Regions from separate parts of the Mus musculus genome. Here region 2 is linked to region 1. The links are chromatin loops, found by intact Hi-C in ENCODE. Cell type or tissue: heart. All regions are shown on one strand. Each heading gives the region's core, and the rest is flanking DNA. Links, peaks and the distances in the headings are about the cores only.

Region 1 (8,615 bases), core at 420-8,419:
GCCATAGAAGAGCTCTCAGTGCTGGGCAAGCAACGTTACTGGAAAACATTGCCTTTATTCTGAAAAAGCATGAACACTATTGCAAACTACTAGACTGTCTTAGTCACCGTGCACATCCCTGCATGGCCTTCACATGGTATTGCTTTATAGATCTGTGCGTGAACTTGTGAGAGAACAGGTTTGTTCTGGCCTACAGCTCCAAGGAGATATAGTTTCATGGCAAGGAAGACCTCGTGACACCTGGCTGCCTCATTGCATCAGGAAGTGAATGGGAAGGAGGGGGCTAGGGAGTAGCTCGAATCTAGTGATCCACTTTCTTCAGTGATGCTTCACTTCCTACAGTCTCCACAGTGTTCCCAAATAGTGCCATCAGCTGAGGACCAAGGGTTCAAACACATGAGCCTAACAGGGGACATTTCACATCCAAATCACAGCATATGGGTAACCTACAGGCACGTACACTCTTCTTATCAGGGGTGGTGTGGGGTAAGCAAGATGTATCTGGCAAATCCTGTCTTTATGGTAGAGCTAAAGAGCCAGGACAGTGAAGGGTACTGGTTGGATAAGGTCTCAACCAAGGTATGACTCCAAAAGCAGCCAGATGCTGAGACAGATGCTGCAGACATACTGGGCAGAGATTAATAACTGGTTTCCGCTCTAGAATATAGAAGATAAGTTTGCGTACAATTCAGTCCTTTGAAGACCTGATAAGCTTTAAGAAGGAAGATGGGTAACACATTGGGAAATGGTTGCAATCTGCACATGGCAGAGGCAAGAGATGCAAATCACATTTCTTACATACTCCATACAAATCTTACAAGACTGTTTTTCTTTCTCATTTAAAATAAGAAGACCTGCCAGTCTTCCCCTTATTACTAATTACAGTCACTCTGTATCTTTGTTGACATTGGATAGTTTTACATACTTCAACAGGCTGGTGTCATTAAAGTTGTGGTGGGTGGGCACCAGAGACACGTGATTCAGAGTGGGAGGAGATGCAGGAGAAACGAGGCACAGCAGAAGCAGAAGCGAGGAAAAACACTCTCAACGTTACTAACACATCGAGAGGTTCCGCACACTAGCAATACGGGCTGAATCTGACCTAATCTCTGCTGTTGAAAATTTTGCCTAGCCGCACACTAGCAATACGGGCTGAATCTGACCTAATCTCTGCTGTTGAAAATTTTGCCTAGCCTGTCACACAAGTGCTGAGCATACAGAAAAAGGAGAGTAATTCTCTGGTTCTTTGACTAACCAAATAGTCTATATCAAATTGCCTAAGATAATGTATACATTTAGTACATGACTGGTTATACCTATTCTATATGACTATTATTTAAATGTGAATTTACAAGTGAGCATATGAAGTCCATTTTACATGGCTAGTACATATAACTTTTAAAAAGTTGGACATAGTTATATTTTTCCATTTATTTATTTACTTTATATCCTGATCACAGACCCCCCCCTCCTCTGATTAACTCTCTCCACTGCTTCTTACCCCTCCCCATCTCTCCTTCACCTCTGAGAAGGGGGGATACCTCCTGTCTTATCTGGTTTCAGTGGGAGAGGATGTACCTAACACATATAATTTTAATATCCTGAGTTTTTCTTTCATACACTTACTTATTCTATTCATTTTTCAGGAAGCATGTTTAATGTTTTTTTTTTAATTTTATGTGTACGAGTGTTTTGCCTACACAGTCATAGTGCATCGCATACATTTTTGCTGCCCGTAGAGATCAGAAGGGAGCATTGGGTTCCCTAGGACTGGAGGCATGAACCACCTTGTGGGTGCAGAGAACTGAGCCTGGGTCATCTCAAGAGCATCAGGTTCTTCTTGAGTCATCTCACTTGCCACTTCTCCCATTTACTGATTTTATCTGTGTGCAGACATTCATGGCCCAGTCCACAGGTGGAAGTCAGGGACAACCTATAGGAGTCAGTCCTCTCCTTCTACCGTGTGAGTCCCTGGCCTCAAACTCAGGTTGTCGGGCTTCATAGCAAGAGCTTCTATTTGTTGAGCCATCTTGCTAGCCCCACCCCATACTATCTTTATAATATCTGTTTAATTAAGACATTCATAATGAATTTTATTAACATTCATCGTTATCCCCTTTACCATTTTTACTATGTATTAATTGCCACCCCTTTAAATTTAATTACTTCCTTGGCTGGGTTTTACAGGAGAGTTCCAGGAAGCTAGATGGAGAGATGGCTCAACAGTTTAGAGCAACGGCTGTTCTTGCAGAGGACCTAGGTTCAAGTCCTGGCACTCAGAGGTGGCTCACAATCATCTGTGACTTCAGTTCCAGGGGATCTGATGAATTCTTCTGGCCTCCATGGGCATCAACTACACACTTGGTTCATAGACATACATGCAAGCAAATGATTGATCCATACATATGAAATAAAACAATAAACAGAAAAGAAAAGGGAGGGTGAGGGAAGGAAGAAAGGTAGAAAAAAGGAAGGAAGGAAGGAAGGAGAGAGAGAGAGAGAGAGAGAGAGAGAGAGAGAGAGAAAGGAAGGAAGGAAGGAAGACAGAGAGGAAGGAAGGAAGGAAGGGAGGGAAGGAGGGAGGGAGGGAAGGAGGGAGGGAGGGAGGGAGGGAGGGAGGGAGGGAGGGAGGGAGGGAGGAAGGAAGGAAGGAAGGAAGGGCTCATTACTTGGGTCTCATGCTTTATCTCCATACTGAAAGATGTCCACAATGACTAAGGGAATTTTTTTTAAAAGACATGCACAACGTTTTCTAGGGATCAAACCTCTATTTGTGAGGAAGACTGGTGGTTTGAAGATTACATAGCAGAGTTACATCTAACATGAGCGTGTTTCCCTGGATGGAAGGAGTCTGATAACTTGTCTTTCTTTCTTAGTTAGCATCTCAGAGTCCCCCGCCTCCCTTAACATCCTTTTTGCACACCATCTTTCTAGGAAAATGGATCATTTATGGGGATGTAGTGATTTGTACAAGAATGTCCCCTGTGGGCTCAGATATTTGAATACTTAGTTCCCAGTTGGGGGAGCTTTTGTAGGGAGGTTGGGAGGCACAGCCTGGCAGGAGGAAGCATGCTAGCAGCTTTGAGACTATAAACCCTCATCTACTACCTTGTTCTCTCTCTGCATTGTGCTGTGTCTGACACTGTGAGATTCCTGCTCCCGATGCCATGCCTGCCCGCCATGATAGACTCCTAGCCCTCTGGAAAGGTAACCTCAGTGAACTCTCTTCTATAAGTTTCTTTGCTCCTGGTGTTTTATCACTGAAACGGAAAAGCTTGCAGGGAGGTAGGAGGCAGCCTGTGGCGTTGATTCAATGCACCTGGCCTTATCCTCGGATGAGATCGGTCACCAGTCAAAAACTGTGAGCTTGAAGGTCTTGGGTGCTTAACATCTATTTTTACAAATCTTATTTAGCAACTTAGAACTGTGAAATATTGGAAAGCTACTTAAACCTTCTAAACTCCCTCCTCCACACTATGAGAATGTTACATTTTCTATTCAGTTATTTTTGAGCAGTAAACAGATGAATCAAGGAATATGCCCATCACATCAAGAGTGCTCCTAAATGGACTTGCTTGTTATTCATTTACAGTGTGGCCCCTTGACTTTCATCGGCACTCCTAGCAGAAAACAAAATCCGCCAGATGGAGCTGGAGAGATGGCTCAGCTGTTAAGAATACTTATCCCTACACAGGCCCTGGAGCCAGTTCCCAGCACCCACACGGTGGCTCACAACCATCTGTAACTCCAGTTCTAGGAGACCCGACTCCCTCTTCTGTCTGAAAACACCAGGCACGCGTGCGGTCTACATACAAACATGAAAGCAAAATACACACATTACATAAATAAATCTTAAAAAATGATTCGGGGTGGGGGAAGGAAAAAAAAGGATGTTAGAAAATCGATGTAACTGTTTTTTCCTTTTGCACAGATCTAAGTAGGGAAGGAGAACATTCTCTTACCATCGAGAATAATTGTTTTCATTGCCCCCAAGTCTGCTAATAGAGCTTGCTACCTTCATGGCTGTCGTAAGGATGAGGCAAAGATGGACTTCAGCTTTCAGACTGTGTCTGCTCAAATGTTGGCTACTCCTGTTTTCTGACCCCCTTCTCTGGTGCAATGTGGACTTTCAATTAATTTCCCTGCATCTTTTACATATTTGATTTAAAAAATATTTTATTTTATGTAATTGTATGTATATGCATGTCAATAAGCATATGTGTGTGTGTTTCCATGGAAACCAAGGCAACAGATTCTCCAGAGCTGTAGAAATGGGCTGTGAGACGCCCACTGTGGGTGCTCGGAACCAAACTCGGGTCCTGTGGAAAGACAGCGAGCACCCATAATGCAGAGGTATCTCTCAGACTCTACTTTAAAATTTCAATTTATCTTTTTTTTTTTTAAAGTTCCAAGTAACTATAGGAAAGTACATGGGTATATAGATCCCCAGTACCAAGATTCTTCCTTTGCAGGTAGCACAACTTGGTCTGCTTCACATAAAGAATGGAAAGTCATTAAAACACTCATCACACTGTAAAGTAGAATTGAACTCTGACAGAACAAGCGAAGTGAGTCTGACTTCCAGGTAACTGAGCCTTCTTTTCCTCCTAAAGACACAAGCCATACACAGAGTAAAATAAACTTGGGCATGGTGAGAAGGAAACAACGCAGGAGGGCTAGCCAAGTCTGAGAGTCGTGAGTGTGCTCGGTTTATAAACGGAGCCCACCTTGCCAGCGAGGTAGTCACATGCTCTGCTAAACAGAAACTTAAGAAAACACTTACACGAAGCAAACATGGGGAAGTGCCATGCAAGCATGTGACTGACTGGTGGCAATGACCGAAACCACAGCAGCCACTAGAAAAGGAAGGGTAGTGCGCCACACTGTAGTTGTGAAAATGAACTTATTCATTTATTTTGAAAAACGTGTAAGAAGCAAAGATGTCTTCTTTCCCACCTACCTTTGCGGCAGGCGAGCACTTCCTGGAATTTATAAAGTGCGATCTTTCTGGGGACTTCTCATAACATTTCCTACTGCTCATCTATGTCTGTGTCAAATAGAGAATGCTCTTGAACAAGTGTGTGTGTGTGTGTGTGTGCGCGCGCACGCGCACTCACTCCTGCTCTGTTGAGGTCCAGTTTTGATGGTCCCGCCAGAGGTATATTTGAGTATCATTTCTCAAGAGCTTCAGCTGGGAGACACTGCCTCTTACTGGCCTGAAGGTCACTAGCTGATTCATCTCCGTTTGGGCTGGCGCGCCTTGGGGATCCTCCTATCTCTCCTTCCCCAGTGCTGGGATAACAAGGTTGGCACCACATGAGCCTTTTAAAATGTGAGTTTGGAAGCTCAAACGCAGGTTTTCATGCTTGCACTGAAACTTCACAAGCTGAACCGTCTCCCTCTCCTTCCCTCTCTTTTTTCCTTTTCTTCTTCCTTTTTAAAACACATCTTGTCTTTAAAAAAAAAAAAAGGCCCAAAACAAGTGTAAAGTATTTCCCTATGTGTGTGGAGGGAGGGAGTATAGGAGGCTGATTTCACTGAGATCCTGTTAAATTTGGGTGCCATAGCCAATCAAAGACGCATCGTTTCCTCTAAGAATTCTAAATGGGGCGATTACCACGGGCCTGCAGGTTCTGGTTTGTATTAGAGGAGACACTGTCTTCTTAAGTAAAACATAGAAGGGGAAGTGTCCAGAATTGTAAATAAGGCTTCGAGAGAAGCCTTGTCTGGCCACCGGGATGGAGAAGACCTACCTTCGCCTATCCAGGATCCATCGTCCCTCCCTCTACCCAGATCTGACAGCCCTCCTTGGCTCTTTTGCTGAGGTTTGTTTGAGTTTGTTTTACTCTCTGCAAGAGAAGTTTCCTTAAACATTCTACCCTGTTCACAAGTAAATACACCTCTTAGCTAAGAGGCCACACACCCAGGGGAACACCGATAAAAAGAACAAGCCAGAACCTTCAGAACGCTGTCGATAGGTACACCAAGCAGCCTTCATACGGAGTTTTCATTCGTGAGGAGCTGAATATACAACAAAGCTAAATGTGAGCAGACCAGGCATGCCTCTGCTAAATGAGGATGCCCACACCAAACATGCCCAAGATCTTCAAGTATAATTTTATTATATAGATTCGCTATGTGTTGACATGTTTTTATAGTGAACCTGGATTTTACAAACCCTCCTGGTTTGCCACCTGCTTCTGGCACCATACTTGAGGCTTAGGCACGTGATAAAGGAGCATGCCTGTTTCCCCCCTTATTTTTTTTAAAGAAAAGCACCATGTTACATCATTAATCATGCATATCAGTGTAGTTTAGATCCGATGTAGAGACAATAATCTTATCTCTTTGTCTGGCTGAAAGACTGTCCTTTAAACTATCATTCTAAATGCATTTGGTTTTTGCCAGGAGTAAAACATGTCACAAGATATTTGTTGTCATTTCCCAGGCGTGGAAGGAAAGGAATGGAAAGAAAACGAGGGGTGAAGGCTGCTGTTCCTCTCTAGTCGCTACTTGAAGTCTACATAGCTGGGGGGGGGGGGGGGACTGTTCACATGGGACCGGTTTCCTCTTTGTTCCTACACTGGCGCCTCTGGCAAGAAACTCTCCCTTCTCTTCCCCCCAAGCATATCTTGGCTGAAAGGTCAGCTCTGAAAAGGGGCCTGGCCAAAGTTACTGTAGGGGACCGTGGTCATGGAACTGGGTAGACAAAAGCACTCTAGCAGCCACTGGAGAAGGACCGGGGGCTCTTCTCTGTGCATTTGCCCTGGAGCCCTGACCACCGCCAGCTCCCTGCATCTCCTTGCTATGGGTTTTCTGGACCGAGCCAGGCAGGAGTTCACAACCGAAATGTCTTCTAGGGCTAATCAGGTAACTTCGGACGATTTAAAGTTGCCAGATGGACGAGAAAACAGTAGAGGCGTTGGCAACCTGGATAAGCGCCTATCTTCTAATTAAAACATTCAGACGGGGCGGGGGATGCGGTGGCCAAAGCACCATAAAACAAAACTTCCAAGTACTGACCAACTCACTGCAAGTTTGTGCCCCGAGTACATCTAGGTTCAGGGGTTCTTGTCTTCATGCTCCCAACTGCGGGCGGATTTTTGGTCCCTTGGGACTTTCAGTGCAGCGGCGAAGAGAGTTCTGCACTTGCAGGCTCCTAATGAGGGCGCAGTGGGCCTCGTGTTTCTGGTGATGCTTCCCAGGTTGCTGGGGGCAGCAAGTGTCTCAGAGCCCATTACTGGCTACATTTTACTTCCACCAGAAACCGAGCTGCGTCCAGATTTGCTCTCAGATGCGACTTGCCGCCCGGCACAGTTCCGGGGTAGTGGGGGAGTGGGCGTGGGAAACCGGGAAACCCAAACCTGGTATCCAGTGGGGGGCGTGGCCGGACGCAGGGAGTCCCCACCCCTCCCGGTAATGACCCCGCCCCCATTCGCTAGTGTGTAGCCGGCGCTCTCTTTCTGCCCTGAGTCCTCAGGACCCCAAGAGAGTAAGCTGTGTTTCCTTAGATCGCGCGGACCGCTACCCGGCAGGACTGAAAGCCCAGACTGTGTCCCGCAGCCGGGATAACCTGGCTGACCCGATTCCGCGGACACCGCTGCAGCCGCGGCTGGAGCCAGGGCGCCGGTGCCCCGCGCTCTCCCCGGTCTTGCGCTGCGGGGGCGCATACCGCCTCTGTGACTTCTTTGCGGGCCAGGGACGGAGAAGGAGTCTGTGCCTGAGAACTGGGCTCTGTGCCCAGCGCGAGGTGCAGGATGGAGAGCAAGGCGCTGCTAGCTGTCGCTCTGTGGTTCTGCGTGGAGACCCGAGCCGCCTCTGTGGGTAAGAAGCCCACTCTTTAGTAGTAAGGCGGAGAAGTAGGGTGCGGGCGGAGAGTGGGAATAGAAGAGGACCTAACTCGTAGAGCTCTAGAGACCCTCCTCCCTTGGGTGTTCTTTCACTTACCAATGGGGAAACTGAGGTTCAAAGACTCTTCCGAAATGACTCAGCCAGGATTCTACTCTCCCCCGGGCATCGGTTGGAGCGTGTCCTGCGGAGCCGTCACAGCCCCTGGCGCTAGGTAGGCAGGAGTGGAAAGGCGGCCTGAGCCGGGGCAGGAGATGCTCCCACTGGCAGGAACAGGCGGTCAAACGCTGGGAAGCCAGCTCAAGCCAAGCGGCCCGGCTGGCATCAATCACTCCGTGCTGTTGCCCACCGCCCTAGTGTGGGGCAGGGAATCCGCCTCTGGCTCCGCTCCCCTTTAGCTCCAGCGTGTAAGCGCACGGACTATGTGAGGTGAGGTCTCTTCATAGAGCAACACTTTCCTCCCTCAACTTTCTTTGATGCAGAATGCTATTTTTGCTGGTAGGAGGAAGACGCGGCTTTCTCTTCTGTGACAGCTTCTCCAGGTGTATTAAACTAAATAACTCTCCACTTACCGACTCCAAAGCGCTGGTCCTGGGGTAAACTCTGAAAGTCTCAGAAACTCTTGAGCTTGGCACCTAGTTATAGGTCACTTTTCTTGTTTTAAAATGCCCTCTGCTTCAAGGTTAGGCCCACACTCGCTCTTGGGCTTTTGTGCAATAATTTCCCTTCCCTTCCCTTCCCTTCCCTTCCCTTCCCTTCCCTTCCCT
Region 2 (8,615 bases), core at 396-8,395, 130 kb before region 1:
TATATGACACACACATATATATATACATGTATATATACACAAATGTATGTATATATGTGTATATATATAACAGGTTTGTGTTATATATATATATATATATATATATATGTATATGTATATATATATGTGTGTGTGTGTGTGTGTGTGTGTGTGTGTGTATGCACATGTGACAGTCAGAAAACAAATGACTAGAAGGAGAGAATTAGTTCTTTCTTTATATTTGTGAGGGTCCAGAGACTGAACTTAGGAAGTCAGACTTTAGTGGCAAATGACCTTACTTGCTGACCCCTTGCCAACCCTTTCAATTTAAAAAAATATTTATTTATGAACTTAATATATGTATGTGTCAATGTGAACTTTCACATCTCTAGCAGTCACAGTGAGTAGGTAAAAATAATAGTTGTAATAATAGTGAAGTAGCCGTATGTACTGTAATCACAATATAAACACTGTACTCAATACGTTTCACAGCCTTTTCTCCACTTTATACTTTCTAAATTCTGTATTTTGTGTTTATGGAACAACTCAGTTTGAACTTTCCCGATATCAGCTTCTTGAAGGAATTCATGCCTGTGAGCTCCGCAGTCAGGGAAAGGAGGCAGGGATATCTGGAGTTCAAGTCAGGAGCGTCAGCCTGAGTGTCGTAAGATCCTATTTCAAATGAAACAACATAAACCGAAGATGCTCAGTAGCCACATGGGTGTTACTGGAGGATGCAGGGTGGGCCACATCTGCCACCTGTACCACCACCTGTATCAGTCAGTACCCTTTCTCATGATTCATCCGCCTCCCATTTCAAATGGACTTCTGCCTGCAGATGGCGCTAATGCCCTGTATTTTGTTCCCTGAAACTTGTTTTTAAACGGTTGAGCAAACTTAATATTACCTATGCAATCCCTTCTTGATTTGTTCATTCTGTAATTTTCGTTACTATGATCTATGGAAGGTAAGCCTTATGTGCTCTGTATTCTGGACCAACAGAAGGAAATGTTATCTGTTCTTGGGGGCAAGGTATAAAGTTGATCTCCAATTATATAATATCCTTGGTCCGGGTTTGATAACCAGATGTTTAATGGAATAACAATGGAGGCAGGAAAACTGCTCACGAGCTTCTGTCAGGCTCAGATAACTTGGTAAAATTTTTTATGGAGCAAAAGAAAGTATTTCTTTTTCCATTTTGCCTAATACAAGGAGTATTGTGAGGCTTGTGTTACATTTTCTGGAAAGGAACCAATGCATGCAGTCATTAACCTCCACTTCCACGGGGTCATCTTATCCCTACTCCAGCCACACCATATCCAAGAGACTGCATCTTCCGGAAGAATGTCTTCTCATAATAAAACATAGTCTTAAGAAGATGTGCCCAGGGGCTGGCGAGATGGCTCAGTGGGTAAGAGCACCTGACTGCTCTTCTGAAGGTCCGAAGTTCAAATCCCAGCAACCACATGGTGGCTCACAACCACCCGTAATGAGATCTGATGCCCTCTTCTGGTGTATCTGAAGTCAGCTACAGTGTACTTACATATAATAAATAAATAAATCTTTAAAAAAAAAAAAAAAAAAAGAAGACGTGCCCAGCACCCGTTAGATTTTGTTTTGGAGGTAGCATCTGGCTATGTAGTCCAGGCTAGCTAAAACTCTCGGTGTAGATTAAGTTGACCTCCAGTTCCCATTAAGCCTTGTGCCACTGCCACAGCAGTCCCCCGGAGAGCTTGCATGTGTCACTGCTCCTGCTCCAGTGTCCAATCTCAGAGGAGCCTGTTGTTGGTCTTCTGTCTGCGTAACTCTCTAGTGAGAGCTAATATAGGTTAGGAAATACCTTAGGTGTTGTGTACAGAGACTGATGTGAGGCACAACTGCCACAGTAAAGCGATGGGGTAGTTACTGCCCATCACCTCCACTTTCGAAGAGGAAACGGCTGTGTGGACAGTAACTGACTTGTCCTGGAGCATCTATTACAGGGTAGAGAATGAATTTGCACCCAGTCTGCCTGACTCCATAAGTAATTCTATCTTCTACATTATATGGAGGAAGCTTGCTCTCTCTCTCTCCCTCTCTCTCTCTCTTTAACTTGGCAGTCAACAAAACGCTAAACAGAAACTGTCCTCTAATTTTTAAAGCCTAAGGTATTCTCAGTGATACAAAGCTGCCTTTTTAACATAAACCAAACTTGTCTAGACCAAAGCCCAAGAGCAAAGTGCTTCTTCTGGTCCTAGTTCTCATTGGGTTATCTAATGACTCAGACAAAGTGTCTTAGTTGCTGTTCTATTGCTGTGATGAAGCACCACACTGTTACATATGCAGCTAGAGCCATGAGTTTATTTTCGAGGGTTCCAGAGCTCCTAAGCGTCCATCACCACCACAATAGGCAGGAAGCACCAGGCACGGCGAAAGGAACCATTGAGAGCACACACACACATCTAGAACTGCAAGCAGAACACACGCGCACGCACACGCACACACACACATGCACACGCACACACACACACACACACACACACGCACACACACACACACAAACACGCACACACACGGGAAGTGAGGAGATTGGGGATTCACAGGTGAAAATGTGTTCACAGGCAAAAAAATGTTGTACATTTTCTGGTAGAATGTGCCTTTCTTCCCCACCTCCTCCACTGTGTTTCCCCCTCCCCCTTTCCTAAATAGAGTGTGACTGCATTCGAGGACCTGCAACTCTTGGGACCAGTTCACTCTAAGGCAGTGGGTCGAGACCCCTTCGAGTACTCACACACCCTTTTCACAGGGGTTATCTGAGACTATAGGGAAAACACAGCTATTTATGTTGCAATTTACGACTGTAGCAAAATTACAGTTGTGAAGAAGCAACGGAAATAATTTTACGGTTGGGGTTCACTGCAACATGAAGAACTGTATTAAAGGATCTAGAAAACCAGTCCAAGAGACTTTTCCTAATCAGATTCCTTCTTTTGTTGTTGGCTAGAAACAAAGCCACTTAGGCCAGAAAGTCGTGTCACTTCAATGGGGAAGGAAGATGTATTTTGGTGAATTTATAGGTGGCATATGACCACAGGACAGCCTTTCAGTACTCAGAAGAGCGCAGGCAAACATGGAGAACAGTTTTCCTGTGTGGTGAGCTTGGAGAAGGAGGGGTGAGCTGGAAAAGAGGGCCGACTTCCTCACGGAGAAGAGCAGACGACAGCGGCCTGTTTTGAGTGCTTTCACCCTGTGCCCAAGGCTGGCTCAAGCACAGTGGAGTTGAATTATGTGAGGGGCTTAATTGAAAGGAACGTTCTTACAGAGGAAATGGGCATTTGGTTTCCTTTTTGTAGAGCAGGCAGGTGACAGATAGTGACTGGTGTGAATTAGGACTTCCTTCTTACCTCCCCCACCTGTCCCATGCCCTGACTACCTGGAATCTCTTGGTCACTGGGATAAGGTGAGTAGCAGAGGTGTTCCCACAGAGGCTCCACAACCACAGGAAACTGATTTGACCTTCTGACCTGCTCCTAAGTGACACTGGCAAGTCCCGTAGCTTCTTAACCTTTATTTCCTCCTTTGGAAACACAAATACCATCTGTGCTGATAGCCTGGCAGAGCTGCTGGGAGAGTCACATTAGGTAATGGAATTCTCAAGGGCAGCCAGCGTAAAGTCCGGTGATAACGTTGATGGGCAATGGACTTCTTGACCGTGGACTTCTGTAGTGTGAAGGCTCACATGAAATCTCCTTGCCTTTGTTTTGTTAGGGAGAACAGATGGGAGACCATAAGCAGTCTCTACAGGATGCTGCTGTTCATTGAATTCCAACTCACAAGGGCCAGCCAGCACCTTGCTTCCAACAGGATTAGTTTCCTGACTCCCTACTATGCCCGGGTTGCTAAGCTCCATTCACTTACCCAGGCCTGCCTGCCTGAAGGCTCCAAAATGAAGATACTAGGTCAAGTTCACAGGTGCTAAGTGGCAGGGCTGAGATTCCACAGCAAGGCCGTGCTCTCACGTGGAAGGCTGACTGTGAGGGTGTGGTCATACTATGCTTCTGATCGAGCTGTCCAAGAGGGCTCAATTCCTCCAAACCTCCTCCACACTGGAAATTCTAACATTGAACACTTTCCTAATATCACCATATTAAGATGGGGGGAAATGACATTTCATTTCTGTTTTTATTTTAATTTGCATTGTATTCATATCTTATTCTGTAGCAAATATGTCTTCCTTGGGGAAGCCCATATACACTCTCTAAGCTCTGTGTGTGTGTGTGTGTGTGTGTGTGTGTGTGTGTGTGTGTGTATGGGGTGGGGGGCGTGTGTCCCTCCCCAGTCTGCTTCCTGCTAGAACGGAAACTAGAGAAGATGCTTAGAACAATGGGGCCAATCCAGAGCCCCTCAGGGACACTGTCCTTGTTTCTATTTTGTTTTGGATTTAGACAAGGCTATGTAGCTTTGACTGGCCTGGAACTTGCTAGATAGACCATAGAGATATGCCTGCTTCTGCCTCCCAAGTTCCAGAATTAAAGGTGTCTGCCATCATGCTTGTTTTGTTGTTAAGTCAGGGTCTTTTGTAGTCAAGGCTGACCTCAAACTCTCTATGTGGATGAGGCTAACCTTGAGTTTCTGATCCTCCTGCCTCTACCACCATAGTGCTAGAATTACAGATATGTGCCACTGCGTACCATGAGCAGTTGATGTGGTCCTGGGCATTGAACCTAGCTAGAGCCTTCTTGCACATTAGGCAAACCCCTTGCTGACTGTGCCCCACCCCCAGCCTCCTCAGATCTTATTTTGAAATGTTTGAAGCACACTAACATTCCTTGAGAAGTTTTATGCCTTTCAGAGATTTTAGCTATGAGATTTTGTGTCATACCTATACCTGTTTTGTGACTGTGAAAGAACTCTCTCTGTGTGTGTGTGTGTGTGTGTGTGTGTGTGTGTGTGTGTAGGGGACAGTGTTGGGATGGGGTCTAGATCCCTGCATATGCTACCCAAGCACGCAACCTTACCTGGGGCCCAAATTGTCTTCAGGTTTTTAGGATGTCTGCTGATAAATATAAAAAGAGGGGTTTTTTTGTTTGTTTGTTTTTGTTTTTTTTATAGTCACCTGGAGAGATACTATTTTTATTTATTTTAGTATTTTGTTTATGAGTGTGCTCACACATCGCATGTTGGAATACGTATCTCTACTCTTACACTATGCAAGTCTAGTATGAAGTTGTAAAAGTGTGTGAGGGGGGTCTTTCCTCTTCTTCCCAAGCTCCCAGAATTGAGCTCTGGGACTCAAATTATACTTACAAATGCCTTGGCCATAAGGTATGGCTGTTCCCTGACTAGCTCATGTATTAATTGTCACATTATTCTATTCTAAGTTCTGCCAATTGGCTGGTTACCTCTATTCAGCTCTTAAGCTTTTGTGCTCCTCCACGTCCCCAGGTGAATCTCCCACACCTGGCTCTGTCCCAGAATTCTTGCTTCCTACGAGAATTCTGGCCTTCTATTTCCTGCCTCAGCTATAGGCCAATTATCTGTACTTGACAGGCAAAGCTTCCAAGCAGGCATAAGAGATTTCTTCGACATGAGGTGGTTATTTTCTTATGTTTACCAAAAACTTCACTAATTGGTAAAGTTATTACTGTGTGGGACTTCAGACTCTTGGGATCTATATAGATTAGATTCTGGGATCCTATATATCCTTGGGGTAACAAGTCACTCAGATTTACCAAAAGGAATAATTAGCTAATACCCCATAACCTGACAAGGACCAGCAACCCCAAAAGGAAAAAACATGAATCTTCTCTACAGGGAACCACAGGCCAATCTCAGCCACTTGCTAACATATCTAGTAGTATGGGACATATTAGGGTACAAGAAGAAAGTGTTGTCAAGCAACTCCTGAGCCTGATGCCCAGTGTTTCACTCTGGTTATTTGGAGCTGTCCAGCTGAGGAGACAGAGGTATCTATTGCCTCCTATTCTACAACAAAGAGAGAGCCAGTGGGCTGTTCATTTTGCACACCACATTCTTAGAGAAACCTTTTTTCCCCCTCTCCCATAAACAGAAAAGAGTACTATTTATAGTGGCTAGGATGAAGATATAGGCTGCAAACCTTTTCTACAATTGCTTAGGAAGAATGTTGAATTATGATCTGAATCATTTCAGTTCTGTTGTGAAAGTGACCGATTGATTGTTACTTATTTCCTTTTTTGGACTTAAAATCTACTTAATGGACTCTGAACATTAGGTAGGGACAGCAGTGGTTTAAATTCAAGCTGATTGCTTTATTCTTTTGGGAAGAAAATGTTCTGAAATTCCATGTTTTGTGACCTGAACCTGAGATTTACTAACATTATTATTTGACTGAACTTTATTGTAATAAGAACATTTAATAGATATCTGCTTACCATGCTTTTAATGGCCAAAGCATGACTAACTAGAGGTACAGTGCTGTATAGCTGAAAATGAATCCCCCTTGCTTAGTTACTGTCTTATTGCTGTGAAGAGACACTATGACCAAGGCAGCTCTTATAAAAGAATTCATTTAATTGAGGGCTTGCTTACAGTTTCAGAGGGCTAGTCCATTATCATCAGGGCAGGGAGTGTGACAGCCCATTGGCAGGCATGGAACTGGAAAAGTAGCTGAGAGCTTTACATCTTGATCTGTAGACAACAGGCAGAGATATGGACAGACAGACAGACAGACAGAGAGACAGATCCTGACATGGGATTTTGCAACCTCTTCTGTATGGATGTGTCTATTCATATCATTCACAGGCATCTTGGGTTCATCCACACTTTGGACATTTTTGTAGAAAAACTTATCTAAACTTCCATGCACAGATTTTTCTTTCTTTCTTTCTGGTGTGCATATGTGTTAGTGTTTGTTTGTGTATGGATACATAACCTTTGAGGATTTTCGGATAAATACCAAAATGTGTGGTTTCTCGACCAGACGTGGTCCTTGGAATTTCCTTCATATTTGTGGAGCATTGCCCATTCATGAGCTGATTTTGGCTTCCCAGGAGCTCCTGCGATGAGATATGTATTATTCTTCTTCCCACTTTACAGAAGCAAAGCTGAGGTTCCAAGTAAAACATACAAATTTGCATATCGGAGGAGCATACAACAGCCTCTCTCCATAGTCTGGTCTTTACGATAAAGCAATTAACTGTAGCCACAGCAATTCCCATGGTCTCAGGACAAACTACTCAAACAATAAGGGCAGGCCAGTTCCAGAAAATTAGTAGGGGTGGCTCTTTTTAGTCTTCCTGGACCACACCCAGAACCTCATCCTTTAGCTTTTTTCCCTAGGACCAAAAGAATCCTCGCTAGTCCCATGAAAACTTCTCAGTGACTGGCCAGATGAATCAACAGAGAATCACTCAGTAATTGTTTTTTATAAATGACTCACTATATTACCCATGATAAAATATGCATTTATTGGCGTTTTGATCTCCTAAAATTATTTAGAGGCGGGAATTTTGGGTAACCTGGCCATACTTTTGGGAAGGGGAGGAAAGAGGAGGAGAAGAAGGGGGAGGAGAGGGGAAGAGAAAGAAGGAGAGGGGGAGGTGAAGCAGGATCTCCTGCTCTCCATACCGCATTGCAGATTTAGTTTAGACTAGGTATCACGACCACACGTAAGGATGTTTCTTCTCTCCTTTGATCTCACAGTACAGAGATGTTCCCACAGAACGGGAATCAAGTGTCAGTGGGCAAAATGCCTCAGGTGTGGTCGCATTTGCTGTTGGGCAGTGCCAGTGTGGCCAAAGAGTAGTTAGAGAGGGTCTTAGTCCTTTCTTTAATCTCCAAGCCGTTACAAACACCTGAGCTGAATAAAAATACACAAGTTCACAAGTTTAGGTTCACCATGAATTTCTTCTAATCACGTTGTTCCTTCAGACCTCATCTCACTAGAAAGTGTGTTACTGCTTCCACGAAAACCTCCCCCAAGAGTTTCCCAAACCAGAGTGATTTTAAGAGGCCTTTCTAGTGTGAATCTTGACATAATTCCTCAAATTATGGAAAGAGCTGTGTCCTGGCTATGACAATGGATGGCTGGTCCCCATCCAGGACACTATTTTTACCTCAGCAGTGACTCACGTCTTCCTTCTGCCTTTGAGATTCTAAGAGTAGACCGGCAAAGCCCTGGCCTTGGGAAGGCTTTCACATGTTACAGTAAATGAAAGTGGGGCTTGCCTCAGAACAGTTCCTGTCTTTCAAAGAAAAGAGTGTCTGGGTCTCTGTTTACCTCTTTCTGTAGCAGCAAGGCAGCCAATGCTTTTAAGTTTGTGCTGCTCATGGGAGGAGATAATGTGTGTGTGCATGTGTGTGTGTGTATGTGTGTAGGGGATGAGTTTGCAAAGGATCTTTCCATTATGGATCCTAGGGTCTAGAGAAAATTTTAGGGGTTCACCTGGGGTGTTTGCAGCAATGCTGATAGAGCATTGGCCCTTGGCTAGCTCCCATTGCCTTTAGAAACAAAAGCCACACATTTTCATAAACATCTTACCGCCAATTTGACCTGCCCTTCTAACAAACCAGAGCTCCTCTAACTTTGGTTGCTTACTAGTTTGTAGAACCCAGGCTAGGGTTAAGAGCAGCTCATTATTCATCTCCCTGTCTCCAAGTTAGCTCTGGGTACATTC

Evidence for each region. Peaks named below come from ENCODE experiments on the same cell type or tissue, not always from the same donor. Only the 100,000 strongest peaks of a DNase experiment are listed, where the experiment ranks them.
Region 2: it touches region 1 in a loop (5-fold over the local background); 5 of 42 quality-filtered maps call a loop at or near these places.

The regions. Positions count from the first base shown.
Region 1 is chr5:75,977,311-75,985,925 of GRCm38, reverse strand. Kdr (kinase insert domain protein receptor) reads left to right here and starts at 7,471. Exons shown (of 30, transcript NM_010612.3): 1 at 7,471-7,824. The coding sequence starts at 7,758. It overlaps Gm32727 (a long non-coding RNA gene), which reads right to left and starts at 8,594. Exons shown (of 3, transcript XR_868500.2): 1 at 7,948-8,594. In heart, for the core only: a CTCF peak has its summit at 5,211; DNase peaks (open chromatin) are centred at 6,585 and 7,395; H3K4me3 peaks cover 1,944 bases; H3K27ac peaks cover 1,928 bases; H3K27me3 peaks cover 813 bases.
Region 2 is chr5:76,110,821-76,119,435 of GRCm38, reverse strand. No RefSeq gene overlaps it. Among named protein-coding and RNA genes, the nearest start is that of Srd5a3, 25 kb to the left of the region's middle. In heart, for the core only: a CTCF peak has its summit at 797 (motif pointing right); DNase peaks (open chromatin) are centred at 745, 3,595 and 8,065; H3K27ac peaks cover 1,558 bases.